2 separate regions of the Homo sapiens genome follow, and region 2 is linked to region 1. The links are chromatin loops, found by intact Hi-C in ENCODE. Cell type or tissue: K562. All regions are shown on one strand. Each heading gives the region's core, and the rest is flanking DNA. Links, peaks and the distances in the headings are about the cores only.

The links. Peaks named below come from ENCODE experiments on the same cell type or tissue, not always from the same donor. Only the 100,000 strongest peaks of a DNase experiment are listed, where the experiment ranks them.
Region 2: it touches region 1 in a loop (7-fold over the local background); 3 of 110 quality-filtered maps call a loop at or near these places.

What each region holds. Positions count from the first base shown.
Region 1 is chr20:57,522,162-57,530,485 of GRCh38, forward strand. CTCFL (CCCTC-binding factor like) reads right to left here and starts at 2,979. Exons shown (of 11, transcript NM_001386993.1): 1 at 2,867-2,979; 2 at 1,502-2,055; 3 at 907-1,117. The coding sequence starts at 2,044. It overlaps LOC124904940 (a long non-coding RNA gene), which reads left to right and starts at 6,482. Exons shown (of 2, transcript XR_007067673.1): 1 at 6,482-7,306; 2 at 7,493-7,739. RefSeq lists an enhancer at 1,170-2,108. In K562, for the core only: CTCF peaks have their summits at 3,362 (motif pointing right), 4,080 (motif pointing right) and 4,548 (motif pointing right); DNase peaks (open chromatin) are centred at 2,920, 3,530, 4,140, 4,490 and 2 weaker places; H3K4me3 peaks cover 2,906 bases.
Region 2 is chr20:57,102,947-57,111,270 of GRCh38, forward strand. No RefSeq gene overlaps it. Among named protein-coding and RNA genes, the nearest start is that of BMP7-AS1, 110 kb to the right of the region's middle. In K562, for the core only: no CTCF peak of the experiment used is centred there; a DNase peak (open chromatin) is centred at 3,565; H3K4me3 peaks cover 996 bases; H3K27me3 peaks cover 1,352 bases.

The DNA of each region.
Region 1 (8,324 bases), core at 200-8,199:
AGTGAAGGGCCCTGACCACATGTAAGAATGGGGTGGTGGTGGCAGTGTTTGGTTGGCATTCTCCTTTTCTAAACTGAGTCACCTTCCAATCCCAGGCACCTGATGCCAGGAGGAAGGAAAACTGTGCCAAGTGTTGCCAGATATAATTTAAAAGAGCTAGAAATTGAAATTTTGGGGGTGAAATATGTTGATTTAAATAAGTGAGAAACTAATATTTTTAAAAAATAAGCCAAACAAATTATTTTCATAGGACAAATTCATCCTGTGGGCTGCTGGAATGAAATCTCAGTTTAATATGGCTTTAATATTGCTTCAGGGTCTTCCTAATCTGGACCCATCCACCTCTCTGAGCACCCACCCAGCTCTACAGACACAGTAGAGCTCTCCACCCTCAGATACAAAGTAAATACTTCCAGAGCTACACGCCCAGACCACTTCCTAGTACTTGGAATCCTGATCCCCATCTTAGTGGCTTCTTTGTCCTGGACTCACCTAAATATCACCTCCCTTAGAAGGCACCCTCTACGGCTTCCTGAAGGAGGAATCACTCCTTCTCTTGGCCCTGAAGCACACGAGGCCTCACCACCTGTCCTGTAATGACTTGTCCCCCATATCCCTCTGGGGCTGCAAACTAGGCAGCAGAGACCAGGGCTTGGTCTTCTATGCTTACGTGCACAAGGCTTTGTGGGAACATTTTTACTGTGCTTTCAAAACGTTTGTGTGTAAAGTGCAAAACCCTTCTGGATTTGATTCACAATACAGAACATTAGTTTAAAATTTCTCCCATTTCCTGACATTTTGAAAGTAAAAGTCAACCACTTAAAACTTCAATTACCATCACCTGCCCATAAAGAAAAACAGCAGCCCAGTTTTAGGGAGTGTATTCTATGAGATGAACTGGCCTACCCTTTGTCTTTCTTTGATTTTTTGTAGATTTGGCCTTTTCAGCATCTGCTTGACCAGCTGTAGGTTGATCCTCTTGTTCTTCCACATTTGAATTTGAAACTGTGAGAACAATTTCGTCACTTCTTTCATCTCCTGACATTGTTTCCACAAAAAAGAGCTGCTCCTTTGTTCTTTCAGCCAATAACTGGTTCTTCTCCTGCTCTTCCTCGAGCTAATAAACAACAAATATTCAAATATGATACTATTGATTTCAGTATAATTAGACTTTTGCCTGGATGAAGCACAGAATACAAAAAGAAAAGCCAAAGTGGAAGATTATGCATCACAATGTTAATTATTTCGCATCAGGGTTGTGGCAGTGAAACTTAACACTTTTTTTTAAAACATAATGCGCCTTACACTATTCCAATTAGCACCACTTTTAAAACTCTTTTTTAAAAAAGAACCTAAGAACTCTCAAGATTTTCCTGGGAAGTATTTGTACTGTCTTTAATTTGCAACTGCAAAATACCTTGTCCAGACATAATATTGCATAAAAGCCGACTTGAATTTTTTCTTTTTCATGTAAGGGGTTGTTTATTAAAACCAGCTGTACCTTGATCAGTCCAGTAGTTTCAGCCAGGCTCACCGCTAACTTACTGTCTTCACTGGCCACCATCACATTCTCCTCTAGAGCGTGGAACTGCAACACCTCCATCTCTTGCGGGGAGTACAGCTCTTGCTGGATACTAATGGCCACACACTGCTGCAGGCTCTGCCGGGGCCCTTCCTCAAGCCACAGCAACCCAGGGCCAGGCTGTTGCACCACCACCTGCACCCCTTCTTGCTGCTGTATGCTCAGCAAGCTCATATCCTGCAACTCCACAGCTTCAGAAGTGAAGTGCACCGTCTGCAGGGTCAGGATGTACTTCTCGCTCTCCTCCGAGGGGGCCAGCACCAGCTCCACTTCTTCCTCCAGGACGCTGTCCTGGAAGGCCCCAGAGGTACGCTCGGCCTCCAACTCACTAGGGCTCCGATGGTCTTTCTCTCTGCACACTCCGTCTTTTTCCTCCTCCTTCAGGCCTTTTTCCGGCATCAACTCGAGTTCTTTGATCTTGGTGAATTGCTCAGAAAGGACAGAGATCTCAGTGGCTGCCATAATGACTTGGCCTGTTTGAAAAATAAGCAAGCGGTTTCCATAGGGGGGAGAAGGGGGTGGTATGAGGAGGGATGCGGGGGGTGCTGGAACCTAGCAGGCTTTGGAGTTGAAACAAGGTCTGGCCTCAAAAGGTTTTGGACTTAGTAGGGTCAGAACAATGCTGATCTGGCTTGGGTCTAGGAGGGGGTCAAGGCTAAGCAGGATTTAGGCTAAAGCAGGATTTTGTACAAAACCCTAGAACGAACAGGTTTGGGCCTCAGCAGGCTTAGGGCCAGCACACATCCTGCGCCTGGCAAGGTTCCGCCTGAGCACACTCTGGCCCAGTGCATATCCTGGGCCTAGCAAGGTTAGGCCTGAGCCGGTTCAGTCAGTGAACATCCTGGGCCTAGTAAGGTTTGGGCCCAGCAGGCTCTCGGCCAGTGCATATCCTGGGCCTAGCAAGTTTCAGGTCCAAGCAGGCCCCGGGCCAGTGCACACCCGGCGCCCAGCGAGGTTCGGGCCCGAGCAGGCATTCCCCTCGTGCACGGTTCTAGACCTAGCACCCTCAGAGCCAGGCAGGCTTTGGGCCTAGTGGCCTCGAGCCCACCCAGACTTGGCCAAGCAGCCCTCGGCCAGACCAAGCACACTCCCTCGGAGGCCTGGCAGGGCCCCTGCTTTACCCTGCCCCCCACGCCCCGCCCCGACCCGACCCTCCCAGGCAGCCCCTCAGCGTCTGCCGCCCGCCCTTGGGCCTTTCCGGCCAGCCCCTCCCTCCGCCCACGCCCAGAACAGCCCATGCTCTTGGAGGAGAGCAGGTGGGCTTGACCGGGACTGGCCCCTCACCGCGGAAGGCGTGGCCGGAATGCTCGGCCCACTCCGTCTTTGGCTTGTGGGCTCTGCCTCGTGCACCGCGTGCTGCAGCCCACAGCCGGCCGCCGCCGGGCTGGCGCGAGAGTGGAGGGTGGCAGTGCGCAGGCGCGGAGCGGAAAAGAGGGGGCGTGAAGGGGGCGGAGCCAGGCAGGGTTGGGGGAGGGGGTGATGTACTGTGGGGGCAGGGGGGAAGGGGAGTAGGGAGGGGGAGGGGGAGCACGGATGAGGAGGACCCCAGAGGGGGCACTGGTGGACCTGGGGGGGTGGATGAGGAGGGGAGGAGGGTCCCATACAGGGCACTGGGAGACCTGGGGTGGGGGTGGATAAGGAGAGGAGGAGAGCCTGCAGGGCACTGGAAGACTGGGTAGTGGGGGAGCGCCTAAGGAGGGGAGGAGGGTCCTGCAGGGGCACGGAAATACCTTGGGGTTGAAGTGGATGAGGAAGGGAGGAGGGCCCCGCAGGGGGCGCTGGGAGACCCGGGGGGGAAGTAAGGAGGGCACGAGGGCCTGCAGGGGGCCTGGGAGATCTGAGGGGGAATGGATAAGGAGGGGAGGAGGGCCCACAGGAGGCACTGAGATACTGGGGGGAGGGGTGGAATGAGGGGGGGAGGGGTGGAATGAGGCGGGGAGGATAGCCCTGCAGGGGGGCTGGGAGACCTGAGGGGGGTGGTGGGTAATGGATAAGGAGGGGAGGGGGGCCTGCAGGGGGCCTGTGACACCTAGGGGAGGGGAATGGATAAGGAGGGTAGGAGGGCCAACAGGAGGCACTGAGATACCAGGGGGAGGGGTGGAATGAGGAGGGGAGAGCCCTGCAGGGGGGCGGGGAGACCTGAGGTGAGGGTAATGGATAAGGAGGGGAGGAGGGTCTGCAGGGGTTCTTGGGAGACCTGGGGGATGAATAGGAGAGGACAAGGGGAGGAGGGTCTGCAGGGGGCCCTGGGAGCCCTGCGGGGGGCGAGGGGTGGGGGAATGGATAAGGAGGGGAGGAGGGCCTGCAAGGGGTGCTGGGAGACTTGGGGGAGGGGAATGGATAAGGAGGGGAGGAGGGCCTGCAAGGGGTGCTGGGAGACCTGGGGGAGGGGAATGGATAAGGAGAGGAGGAGGGCCCGCAGGAGGCACTGAGAGACTGGGGGGAGGGGTGGAATGAGGAGGGGAGGAGAGCCCTGCAGGGGGCGCTGGGATACCTTGTGGGGGAATGGATAAGGAGGGGAGGGGGTCCTGCAGGGGGCGCTGGGAGACCTAGGGGAGGGGAATGGATAAGGGTGGGAGGAGGGCCCGCAGGAGGCACTGAGATACTGGGGGGAGGGGTGGAATGAGGAGGGGAGGAGAGCCCTGTAGGGGGCGCTGGGAGACCTTGGGGGGAATGGATAAGGAGGGGAAGAGGGCCCTCAGGGGGCGCTGGGAGACCTGGGGGGGAAATGGATAAGGAGGGGAGGATGGCCGCAAGGGGCACTGGGAGACGCTGGCGGGGAATGGATAAGGAGTGGAGGGGGGCCTGCAAGGGGCGCTGGGAGACCTGGAGGGGAAAGGATAAGGAGGGAGGAGGGCCTGGAGAGGGCGCTGGGAGACTTGGGCGGGGGTGGAGGGAATGGATAAGGAGGGGAGAAGGGCCTGCAGGGGGCACTGAGACCTGGTGGGGAATGGATAAGGAGGGAGGAGGGCCTGCAGGGGGCGCTGGGGAACCTGGGGGGCTTGGATAAGAAGGGGAGGAGGGCCTGCAGGGGGCGCTGGGAGACCTAGGCGGGGCAGGGGTGGGGAATGGGTAAGGAGGGAAGAAGGGCCTTGCAGGGGGCGCTGGGAGACCTGGGGTCGGGGGGAGGATAAGGAGGGGCAATGGGAGAGGATGGGGAATGGGGTGCTTAGAGACTTGGGTGGGAAATGGACGCAGCAGGGACTGGGCGGGGAGAGACCTTACAAGGGTTCCAGGAGATGGGTTGGGGTGGGCTGGACAGGGCAGAGTGGAGGGTGAGGAGGGCCCTCTGTGAGCCACAGAGACCTGAGCAGGAGCTAGGTGGGGGCTGGGAATGTGCAGGAAAGGAGACGTGGAAGGAGGGGGAGATAGGGCGGCAGGGGTGATGGAGATTGACAGGGACCCCAGACATGGGGGTAGGGAAATGGGGATGGAAATAAATGGAAAAAAAGAGGCTTCGTGGTGGGAAAGAGGAGGAACTCCGAGGGCTCCGGGGCACTGAGGTGTGCAGAGTTGCCGGGTCCTGAGTACCCTCGAGGGAGCAGAGGGAGCTCGAGGAACGAGGAAGAGAGGGGACGACGAGGGCAAAGAAGGGAGAACGTAGGCGGGTGTGGAGGAGGATGAGCGTCCGAGGGAGAAGACGGAGGAGTTGAGCAGAGAAAGGGCAGGAATGTGGGGGCTGGAAAGGGTGAGGAGGCAGCCGATGGAGCAGGGGTGCATCGGAGTTCATGGGTACTTCCCAGGAGCTCATTTAAGGCAGGTGGGAGGGCGGGGGACGTGGAGGGGCGGCCACACTGTGAACGGACTGAAGCCCACTTAACTGTTCACTCTAAAGTGGTTCAGTTCGTTACGTGTGTTTTCACTTCAATCAATTGCTTTTAATGGAAATTAATCATATTGATGGTCTCCAGAAGAAGTTGGGTTGATACCTGCAACCAGATTTTAAAAATGCAAATTTGGAGCCAATGAGTGAATGAAATAATTTGTACCTCACTGATTCTTTTAAGGCATAGCTTACAACGTTCCAGAAACTGTTCTATTTGTTTTCACTTTTGTTTCAAAATCTTAATGGCATTTTGTTTGCTGATTGTGAATAAATATTTGTATGCTGCGAAAAGCAAATCCAAAACCAACAGCTCAAAGGAGAAAGTGTGGCAAACAGGAGATTGGAGATTGGACCCCAAAACTCCTGGAGTGACGAAAATTGACCTGGATGAAGAAATGGCTTTCTCTTGGCCTTCTTTTGTTTAAACATATCTTCCAGTCCTGGGGATGGATTTCCCTCCCATCCATAGCCAGAGAACTTTCTGTATCCATCAAAGTGCTTTCTATGTTTGCCCGCTCTCCACAGCTCCCTCTTTGTCATTCGCGAATAGTATATAATCAAATATTGTTTTCATTTTCAATAATATAAAAGATAGAACTAAATTCAGCTTTGAAAGACACCCATGTACCAGTGGGTACTGGTACACTTGCCAGTGACTTTCTTCGCTCCCTAGTTTCTGCGTGGTGTCTGGGGTTTCCGTCACAGTATATGTACTATACAAAGAAAATAAATATTTGAAGGTCACTGGGAAAGTAGTATGCTATAATGACTTACTTTAAATCATTTAAATGAGTTTTTCTGCTTGAGTAATCAGCACCTATTTAGTGCCTCCTTGAGTAATTTTGCGTGATGGCTGTGACATGCTGCTAGGAAGTTTTTCAGAGTTTGTATTATAGAATCATGTTTAGAAAATTTCAAATACCAATTTAAAAGGCATGTTTTAAAAGGAGATATAAAGCCAGTGGGAGGAGGGATAGAGAAAGGGGAAACTGAGTTAAATTTGAAGGGGACAAAGGGGCTTAAAAAGAGAAATAGATGGAAAGGGAGGGATGAGGAGGAGGAGAGAGGGCCAAGCAGGCAGGGGAGGCAGGCCTGCAGTTGCTAAACTTTGCTCCTTCCCCGCGTTCTTGGATAATATTTGTGGGGAGGCACTCCAAGCCAGACCTGCTGGATTTCCTGCTCGTAGGCCTGTGCAGCCCAGGAAACTGTTCAGAAAAGTAGGAGGTAGGATCCTATTTGTACCCTGAGTGTGTGGAGCAGTTTCTACCAGGTAAACCTTCCATCCCTGTTTTTTAGGGGATCAAGATAGACTGCAAGGCAAGATGCTTGCATTTAGTCTCAGATGAAAAGAACAGTGGACTCCCGGGCCCTCATCCTCCTTGTCAAGTCTCAATTCCTCAGATGGGCTTCAGTTCTCTCTTTAACTAATGCTGTGCACCTGTCCAGCCTTTTCATCTACAGAGTTCTGTCTCTGCTCCATCCAGACCCATCTCCTCCTTATCCCCAGGGGCTGTGCTAGAAGTGGATGTAAGGGGCAGAGTGTGTCTTGTTGCTTGCATCCAAAACCTGCTGAGACCCAGGCCCTCCTCGTAGCAAATGCCATTCGGTCTCTTACAGATGCCCAGGTGTGGTGACGGGCCAGCCATGGGTTCCCCCAGTGCCTGCTGTGGAGCTTGGTCACTTGCATCCTCCGGGTAACAATGATATTTATTATGCCTTTTGTACCCGATGTTTGGGGATTTCCATGTGGTGGACAGGTGAGCTTTGCTCTCCCAGCTGCCAACTGGCTGTAGTGCACATGTTTTGCAGGTGGTATTGCTTCGTGGTGGGTCCACACTATGAGCTTATCAGGCAATGTGCTCAAAGGAAAGGAAGGCCTTGCGAAGTATGTGGCACAGGTAGGGGCTATACGCATATTACTGTGTCCCCCCAAATTCATATGTTGAAGTCCCAACCCCCAGTACCTGGGGGTACAAAATGTCACGATATTTAGAGGTAGGACCTTTAAAGAGGTAATTCAGTTTGAACAAAGGCCACGGGGGGCAGTAGGGGTGGGGGAGAACTAAGCCACCTGACTGTGTTAGGGCCTCCAAAGAAGTGATTATTAAAATGATGGCGAGAGGATGGGGTCCCAAGCCTACCTGGCTGAGGTCCTTATAAGAAGAGAAGACACCAGAGAAGGACACACACAGAGGAAAGGCTGCGTGAGAGCAGCAAGAAGATGGTTTTGTGTGAGCCAAGAAGGGGGCCTCGGGAGAACCAAACTTGCCAACACCTTGCTCTTGTACTTCCAGCCTCCAGAACTATGAGAAATAAATGTCTGTTTTCTTAGCCACTCAGTCTGTGGTGTTTTGTTACGGCAGCTCTAGCACACCAGTGCAGGTACACACCAGGAGAGGCTCACACCAGTGCAAGCTCACACCATTGCAGGCTCATATCAGTGCAGGCACACACCAGGACAGGCTCAAACCAATGCAGGCACACACCAATGCAGGCTCACACCAATGCAGGCTTACACCAGTGCAGGCACACACCAGTGCAGGCTCACACCAATGCAGGCTCACACCATGCAAATGGGACCGAGTGTGGGAGGCTGTGCTACTGCATGGTTGCTGAAAGCAAATGTTGGAAAACATATTCCACTTAGCCCTTTGGGCTAAGAATTATCCCCAGCACATGTGCTTGACTGGGTGGGCATGGGGACAGATGAGCTCTAGAGCATTATTTGGAACTGGCATAGATTCAGATAGAGATGGACAAATCAGAAATGTAAAAATATTTTGAAAAAAATTCTATGAGGCAGCAATGGACGAGACAGGCCATTGAGTGCTGTCATTGTCTTTAAAAAATACTATGTTCACTGCTTTCAAAGTAAGTGTCATGAGGTTTATTACTTAGTGGTTCTCTGGCTCCCCT
Region 2 (8,324 bases), core at 53-8,052, 420 kb before region 1:
AGGAGGTTTTAAGTCACAAAGTTTATGGCGATTTGTTACACAGCACTGAAAATGAATACAAAAGTGTGTCTGTTGAGCGTGGGGAGAACCTCTTGGAAGACCCAGCTCCTCCTTTGTCCTTGGGTCCCATTTTCCAGAAACCCCCTCGCTCAGCACACCTGGAGATCCTCCCCCAGCCCCCTGCCTCTATTCCTGGCGGCTGCTCTAATTCCTCTATTATTCCCTTAAATACCTGCTCCACTAATGCGCCTTGTGACAGAGAGGTCTACTTGCAAGGGGTGAAAAAAAAATGAACTTAAGCTCTCAAATGCAGGCTCCTAGTCAGAGCTGAAAACACTGGGCCGAGTGGGCACAAAGAATGCCAGCTCTTGCCAACGTTGTTGAATGAGGTTTTTTAGTCTCGAACAAAGCTCTCCCTTTGAGGATTAACTGCCAACAGGGAGCTCTTTGTTTTGAGTAGAATTTAAGATTATTGCTGGGATAGAAACGGGGAGAAAGGTGACACCATCAAGATCGCACCGTGCAAATCCAGGATTATAGAAAACATCATTTTTTAAAAACTTGTTGGCAAATATGGACACAGATTGTGCTGACACTCCAAAACGTCCACTTGATTTGTGACCAAGTCCTCGGTCTCATGTTTCCAAGGCAGGTGATGCCTTCAAAGATATACATGGATAGCCATGCACAGTGGCTCACACCTGTAATCCCAGCAATTTGGGAGGCCAAGACAGTTGGATCACCTGAGGTCAGGAGCTCAAGACCAGCCTGACCAATATGGTGAAACCCCATCTCTACTAAAATACACACACACACACACACACACACACACGCACAAATTAGCCGGGTGTGGTGGTGTGCCCCTGTAATCCTAGCTACTCATGAGGCTGAGACGGGAGAATCGCTTGAACCCACGAGGCGGAGGTTGCAGTGAACCGAGATTGCGCCACTGCCCTCCAGCCTGGGTGACAGAGCGAGGCACCATATAAAAAAAAAAATATATATATATATATATATGCATCCAGTATGTAGATCCTGGCACACAGAAAGGCCTATTCTCACTTGTTAGCTTTTTGTGTTGTTAGAAAAAAGGAAAACAAATCCTCAAGATACAGCCCGTGTGTTATTCCCGAGGTAGAAAACCCTGGCAGTAGGCGGAAGTGTGGGTGACTACAAGGCAGGGCTGAACGCGTCCTTCCAGAAGTCTAAGTCCTGGCCTGGTGTCCATGATCGCTGACAACATGCCCCCCGCACCTTCCGTCCCCGAGCAGAGCTTGCTGGGGGGAAGACCCTGCCTTGTTGCTCCCATTCCAACAGGTCTGCTACTCTGTCTCTCTCTCTGAGTAAACTCCAGGTCCCATTCTTGGGCCACGGTCCTCACCACCTGGCTTTCCTGCTGTGTCTCCATCTCGCCTACCCGCTCCCTCCACCCCAGCCGTGCCTGGAACACACTGGGCATGTTCTTGCCCCAGTACCTTGGCACAGTCATTCCTTTCACCCGGGATTCTGCTCCTCCAAATATCCACCTGGCTGACTCCATTTCTTCCAACTCATGCTCAAGAATCAAGAATGTCGTCTCCTCAGAGGGCTCCCTGCCGCCCTCATCTCTTCTCTGTGTACAGCTACATCTCACAGGCTTAATTCTCGATTCTCTTCTCCTCTTGGGAGTGGAGGCTCCACACTTTGATTCACATTCATCCTGGTCTCCTCGGAGCATTCAGGCCAGTGGAGAGATTATGACAACACGGGGTGCACCTGGCCACGGTCCCTGCCCTCCTGGGACTCCCACTTGGGGACAAGTCCTGGACACTAGGCTGGGAGAGAGGGTGGGAGGATCAGCAGGGGGGACGTGGGGCTGGCCTGATCCCCCTCCTCCAGCCTGCACTTGCCAAGAGGCCCCAGGCCGGGTTCCAAGCAGCCCCGTGGCTGAGCTCCTTCCTGGTAATGATTTTAGGGCCACTCAACTTGTCAGCTCTGCCTTTCGAAGCTCCTAGGCATGGGCTCTGAGCCGCGGTCACTCCTCGGTGATCTCAGCTCAGGGAAGGGAGTCACGACACACTTAATTCAAAACAGCTGAAAACCAACAGTGGGAAGAGGACTCTGGTGACAATGGCTGGTGCTAAGGACTTGACTCGGTCTGCAGCCAGGCCAAGCGCTTGACACCTGCTCTCTCTTCTTCTCTAAAGGGATTTTTTATCTTAATGAGTTTTCACTGTATGTGAAGCTTTTCTCCTTTGACTTGCAACATAAGCCTAACCACTAATGGAAAGAGAAGACACTCTTTAATTTTTTTTATGAAACTGAGCATCATTGACTGAGGTAGAATGTATGTATAGTCAAGGTGCAGTTCTGTGAGTTTTGACAAACCTCCACAGTCACAAAATCATCTTCCACAATCAAGATGCAAAGAGTTCCACCGCATCAAATTCCCTCAATTTCATGCTGTCTTATTTAATCCTCACAGGAACCCTAAGGAGCTACTGAACTGTTAAGGACAGAGAGGGCAGGATTTTGTCCTCATGGACACCCCGACTTCCCACTGCCCGGCACAGTGTCTGGCGTATAGTAGTTACTCACTACATGTTTGTCAAATGACTGAATGAATGATACTGATATTATTGTTATGAGCAGTTTACAGATGAGGAAACTGAGGTTAGAGAGCATAAATACTGTAACTAATAAGATATGTGTCAAGGATGCAATGGCAAGTCTGTTGTTTGTATCTGCAGCCCCCTGCCACAATCAGGGGCTCTCAGATCCAGAATTCCTTACGTAGGATGCCAAAGGCCTGGGTCGAGATCTCTGTGCAGCCTCGTGGGAAGCCAGCCTAAAACCTGGAAACCTTAACCTCCGTCTCCTGTTGCTTCTCAGGTTCAGGGACATTTATGTAGAGGATGCTTGGGGAGTGGGGGTGGGAAATGGGGCAGATTGACCTTCCTGACCACGGGGTGGGAGAAGGAGTCCTAAACTGGAACTCCACCCTCAGGTCCAGTCCCGACTATGGAGTGACTTGCTGTGTGACCTCAGACAAGTACCATGGCCTTTCTGGGTTCTAGTTTCTCCAACTACAAAATGAAAGAGGGGCTCCCACCTAAAGGGGTGAAAGCATCCTAATGGCTCTGCTCTTACGGTTCTGTATCGGTCAGGACTTTCTTGGTTGCAAGTGATGGAAAATCCCACCCATGCTGGCTTAGGGAAGGACAAGGGAGGATTTTTCTGGCTAACCAAGGAGTTTTTGGGGAGTGTTCTGATTCAGGTATGGCTCGATCCAGGTGCTCTGACAAAGAGTCAGTCTCTGTCTCTGCCTCTATCTGTCTATCGGTCAGTCTGTCCCTCTCCCTCTCTCTCTGTTGTTTTTCCTCCACTCTGGGCTCTGCTTTCCTGTGTATTGGCTCCATTCTCACGCAAGCTATCCCTATGGGATGGCGGATCGTTTCCAGCAAGCCAGGCTTTCATCGTGTCTTCCCTGAGCCCCCGGCAACAACAGCAACTCCCTTCGCCCCAGAGTTCAGGCAAAAGGTCCACATTGGCTCTGATTGGACAAACATGGGTCACATGCTCATCCTGGACCAATCACTGTGGCCAAAGAAGCAGCGTCCCCTGGTTAGCTAAGCCGGTGTCACAGAACCACATCTGGCTATGAGGGTGTGGGTGATAAGAGCCACATCATGAAACTGGAGGAAGAGCAGTTTTCCAGAAAAAAAAACCTGGAATCATTTCCAGAATAAGGGAATAGATGCTGGGCAGGGAAACATTTTAAAAAATCCATTACAGAGTCTGAATTACACCTGGTCCAACTGAGACCAAGGAGATTTACCTCCATTCATTGTTTCTCTGGTGGGTCCAGAGAATCCCTCTTGGGTCTTAGGGGTCCCCCAGCTCCAAAACCAGCCAGGCATTGCCTGCACTGTCACTGCACACCCGGGATCAGTTCACTTCCTCTCTCTTCCTCCATGTTCTGATCTGAAAGACGATCTTCCCGTATTTCCCCCACAGCTCAGGGAGGAAGTCCATGTTTACTTCCTCAAAGGTGGCTGAGGGATGAGGCTCTTCTTGCTGGCCCCTGAGGTCACACCAGCCCTCAGAAGAAACTGAGAAACTCCTAGTAATTTTCGCTAAAGAAGATGGTTCAAGGGTTGTGTGTGTTTCCTCTGCCTGCTGTAATAAATTACTACAAACTAAGTGGCTTAAAGCAACACACGTCTATTCTTTGACAATCCAAACCCCAAAATGGGTCTCACTGGGTGACTAGCATGGTGCCAGCGTGGCTGTGTGCCTTCTGGAGGCTCTGAGGGGAATCCGTTTCCCTGTCTTTTCCAGCTTCTAGAGGCCCCTGCACTCCTCAGCCCACGGCCCCTTCCTCCACCTTCAAAGTTAGTAGCACAGCATCTTGCAGTCTTTCTCACACCTCTGTTCCCTGCTTATAAGGACTCTTGTGATTACACTGGGCCCTGCCAGGTCATCTGGGATAACCTCGTCACGTCAAGAGCGATCTAACTCGATCCCATCGGCAAAGCCCCTTCTGCTGTGTAAGAGGACACATGCGCAGGTCCTGCGACGTGGACGTCTCTGGAGCCGTTATTCTGTTGACCACAAAAGTCATTCCACTCATTCCCCTGCTGCCTGGTCCTCCACCCAGACTGGACCAGTGAAAATTTACTTTGTCTTGTAGAACGGCCTTACGGTGGATTAGGATGGAGTAGAAATTCTCCACATTCACACAAGCACACACAAACACAAACACAAACACGGAGGCTTCTCACCTCCTCTAGATTGCCAGCAGTGCATGGCACACACACAAATTCATTCTTTCATTCAGCAACTATTTATGAAGCACCTACTATGTGCTTGACACTGCACTGGGGCTGCCATGGAGATGAAGACAGGGTCACACTCAGGGAGCTTACAGCCCAGTGCAGGACAGAAACATCAAACCAAATAAATACGTCCAGATCTGTGAAAGAAATGAGAAGAAACAAACAAAAAACTTCACAAATGAGTACTAATTTATTCATCAATCTACTCAGCCAATACTTATTAAAGGCCTACTATGTCCCAGCCATGTGGCGGTACTAGTGAATGGGGCAGAGCCAGCCCGCGTCCTCGTCCTCATGGAGTGTACACGCTAATGTGCAAAACAACAATTAAACATGTGACAGCAGTGGAGATCGGCTAGGAAGAGGGAGCACCCAGAATGGGGGTGTTGACAAAGGGAAGCAGTGAGTTGCGTATCTGTTATCCCTAGCTGAGTAACAAGCCACCCCCCAGCCACCATGGCATTTCTCACGAGTGTATAGGTCAACTGGAAGGTTCTGCTGATCAAGGCTGGTTGGCACTGATCAAGGCTGGGCTTGAACTTGTGTCTGCAGTCAGCTGGAGGATCAGTTGGGGTTGGCAAGTCTAAAACGGCATGGCTTATATGCATAGTGGTGGCTGGCTGTCAGCCCATTGGCTGGGCCCTGTGCCTCTCATCTTCCAGCAGGCTAGCTGGGTTTTGCTTACCCAGCAGAGGTGGAGCCCAAGAGATAACAGCAGAAATGTGTACGGCATCTCCTGGCCCAGGGTTGCAACTGGGACAGCCTCTCTTCCACCACATGACATTGTCCAAAGCAAGTCACAAGGCCAGCCCAGGTCCCAGGAGGGCAGGATGGACCCCACCTGTCGATGAGTGCAACAGCATAGTCACACTACCAACAGTAAGGTCAGAGGGAGTGGTGGGGCACGTGGCTGTTTAAAAACTCTACCACTAGGAAGATGACAGCAGAAAGCTGCCCAGGTATTTTTTTTTTTCTCTCTCTCTCTGCACCTGCACCACTCACATTCCACATCTGACCATTGGGAAATTCTTCCTCTGACACCTCCCTGCCTCTGCCTCCTTCTTCATCCTGCTCTGATTTCAGCCTAGGACACCTTTGCTGGGTAAATCTGCCACCGTGGAGCTGAGAAAAGACCCACGAGGCCCCCGGCAGGCCATCCCCAGCACTGAAGGTTCCTGGCGCCTGATGCCAGCACGCTGGACCTCAAGGGGGCCACAGGACTTCTCAGCTCAGCTCTTGATTTTTCAACCACCAAGTCATAAAAGCTTCCACGGAAATGGCCAGGAAAGCCCCTGTAGCCCTTTTGTAGTGCTGGTTTCTGGGTTGGCCTGACCAGCAAGGATCTTTCCAGATCTGCAGTAAAATCTGACCTTCGATTCAACCCGGCTTAATGAGTACGTACGGCTCACAAAGGCCCGGCACAGTCCCCAGAGCTGCTTTGGGGTGAGGCCTCCAGCCACGGGGCCAGCCCTTCCCTGTGATCTCAGTGCCCCCTCCCAGTCCCCACAGAGCCAGCAGTGGCAGCTGCGGGGCTGCAGTTTGGGAAACGAACTGAGGCAAGAGGAGGAAACACTGAGAGCTGGAGCAAACCCAGCTGCTGGGAAGTCCCCGCAGGGCCAGCCAGACCTCCAGAAGGCCTGGAGGGTCCCAGCCTCTTTGCTTGCACAATGTAATGAGGCCGTTACCAGGGTGGACCTAGCATCAGACTGCCTGAGTTCAAAGTCCTGCCCTGCCGCTCACCAGCTTGTGATCTGAACACGAGGCTCACCCTCTCTGAATGCATATTAGCCATCCTCAAGGTGGGGTTAAGAGCATCCACCGCCCAGGCTCACTGTATGGACGAAAGAAGAGCCACGAGGAAAGCTCAATAAATATTAGCTCTAATTGTTATTGCAGGCTTGGAGCACACCTCACTAATTTGGAAGGCCCAGCGCAGAGGAACCACGCCCAGCCCAGCAATGAGAAAGCTTGTGTTCTAGTTCCAGTTCTGGTACTGAGACACTCTGTAGACACACCCTGGAAAAAAGGACTCATCCCCCCGTATCAAGAAGGAGAGAGGCCTGGGGGGTGGCGCTTAGTCTCATGCAAACAGCACCCCCAATCGCCCACCAAGGGCCAGGCCCTGGGCTGGACCCATCGTCTGCATCATCACCGCAACCCTCCCCCATTTCACAGGAGATTAGGAGATGGGGCCCAGCCAGGAGTCACCCCCGGCCTTGACCCCAGCCCCAAGCTCTCCATGTTCGTAGTTGTGTCGCCAGGCTCTGAGCACTTAGGCTACAAACGGAGCACAGACTCTGAGGGCTGGGGTCGCTGCTGCTCCTGCAAACAGCCCATGCTCCCAGTCTAGAAAAATCCTCCAGAAGATGACAGTTCCAGTTGATGGGACTGACAAGCCCCCCACAGGAAGGCAGTCTCCAGCTGACCACTGTTCCGTGAGGCTGTCTGAGCAGGCTTCGCTATGCACGCATAATAGCGACAGCGCAAACAGCAGCAGCAGCAGCAGCCTCAGCTGGCTCGGCGGGGCTTGGCTCAGCGTGTGCGGGGTGCTGAGCTAAGTCTTCCCAAACGGCGTGTGCGGGGTGCTGCGCTGTCTTCCAGATCCGCTTGTGCAGGGCGCTGTGCTGTCTTCTGGTTCGGCGTGTGCGGGGCGCTGTGCTAAGTCTTCCGGCTGGGCGTGTGCGGGGCGCTGTGCTAAGTCTTCCGGCTGGGCGTGTGCGGGGCGCTGTGCTAAGTCTTCCGGCTGGGCGTGTGCGGGGCGCTGTGCTGTCTTCCGGTTCGGCGTGTGCGGGGCGCTGTGCTAAGTCTTCCGGCTGGGCGTGTGCGGGGTGCTGTGCTAAGTCTTCCGGCTGGGCGTGTGCGGGGCGCTGTGCTGTCTTCCGGTTCGGCGTGTGCGGGGCGTTATGCTAAGTCTTCCGGCTGGGCGTGTGCGGGGCGCTGTGCTGTCTTCCGGTTCGGCGTGTGCGGGGCGCTGTGCTAAGTCTTCCGGCTGCATTCGCACTCTTTCCCTCCGACTCAACCATGGCAGTGAGGCACTGTTTTGTTTTGCTTTGCTTCTCAATTTTCCTGTGGTAAAATACACCTAATATTCACCATCTTAACCGTTTTTAAGTGTACAGTTCAGTGGCATTAAGTACCTTCATAATATTATACAACCATCACCATCTCCAGAACCCTTTCATTTTCCCAAACTGAAACTCTGTCCCTGTTAAACACTAACTCCCCACTTCCCTGCTCCCCCACACCTAGTGACCACCCTTCTGCTTTCTGTCTCTATGAAATGGACTGCTCTAGAGAGCTCCTATATGTGGAATCATACAGTATTTGTACTTTGTGACTGGCTTATGTCACTTAGAGTAATGTCCTCAAGGTTCATCCATGCGGGAGCCTGTGTCAGAATTCCCTTCCTTTTTAAGGCTGTATAATATTCCATTGTGTGGATGCACCACGTTTTGCATATCCATTCATCTATTGATGGGCACCTGGGTTGCTCCCACATTTCTGCTG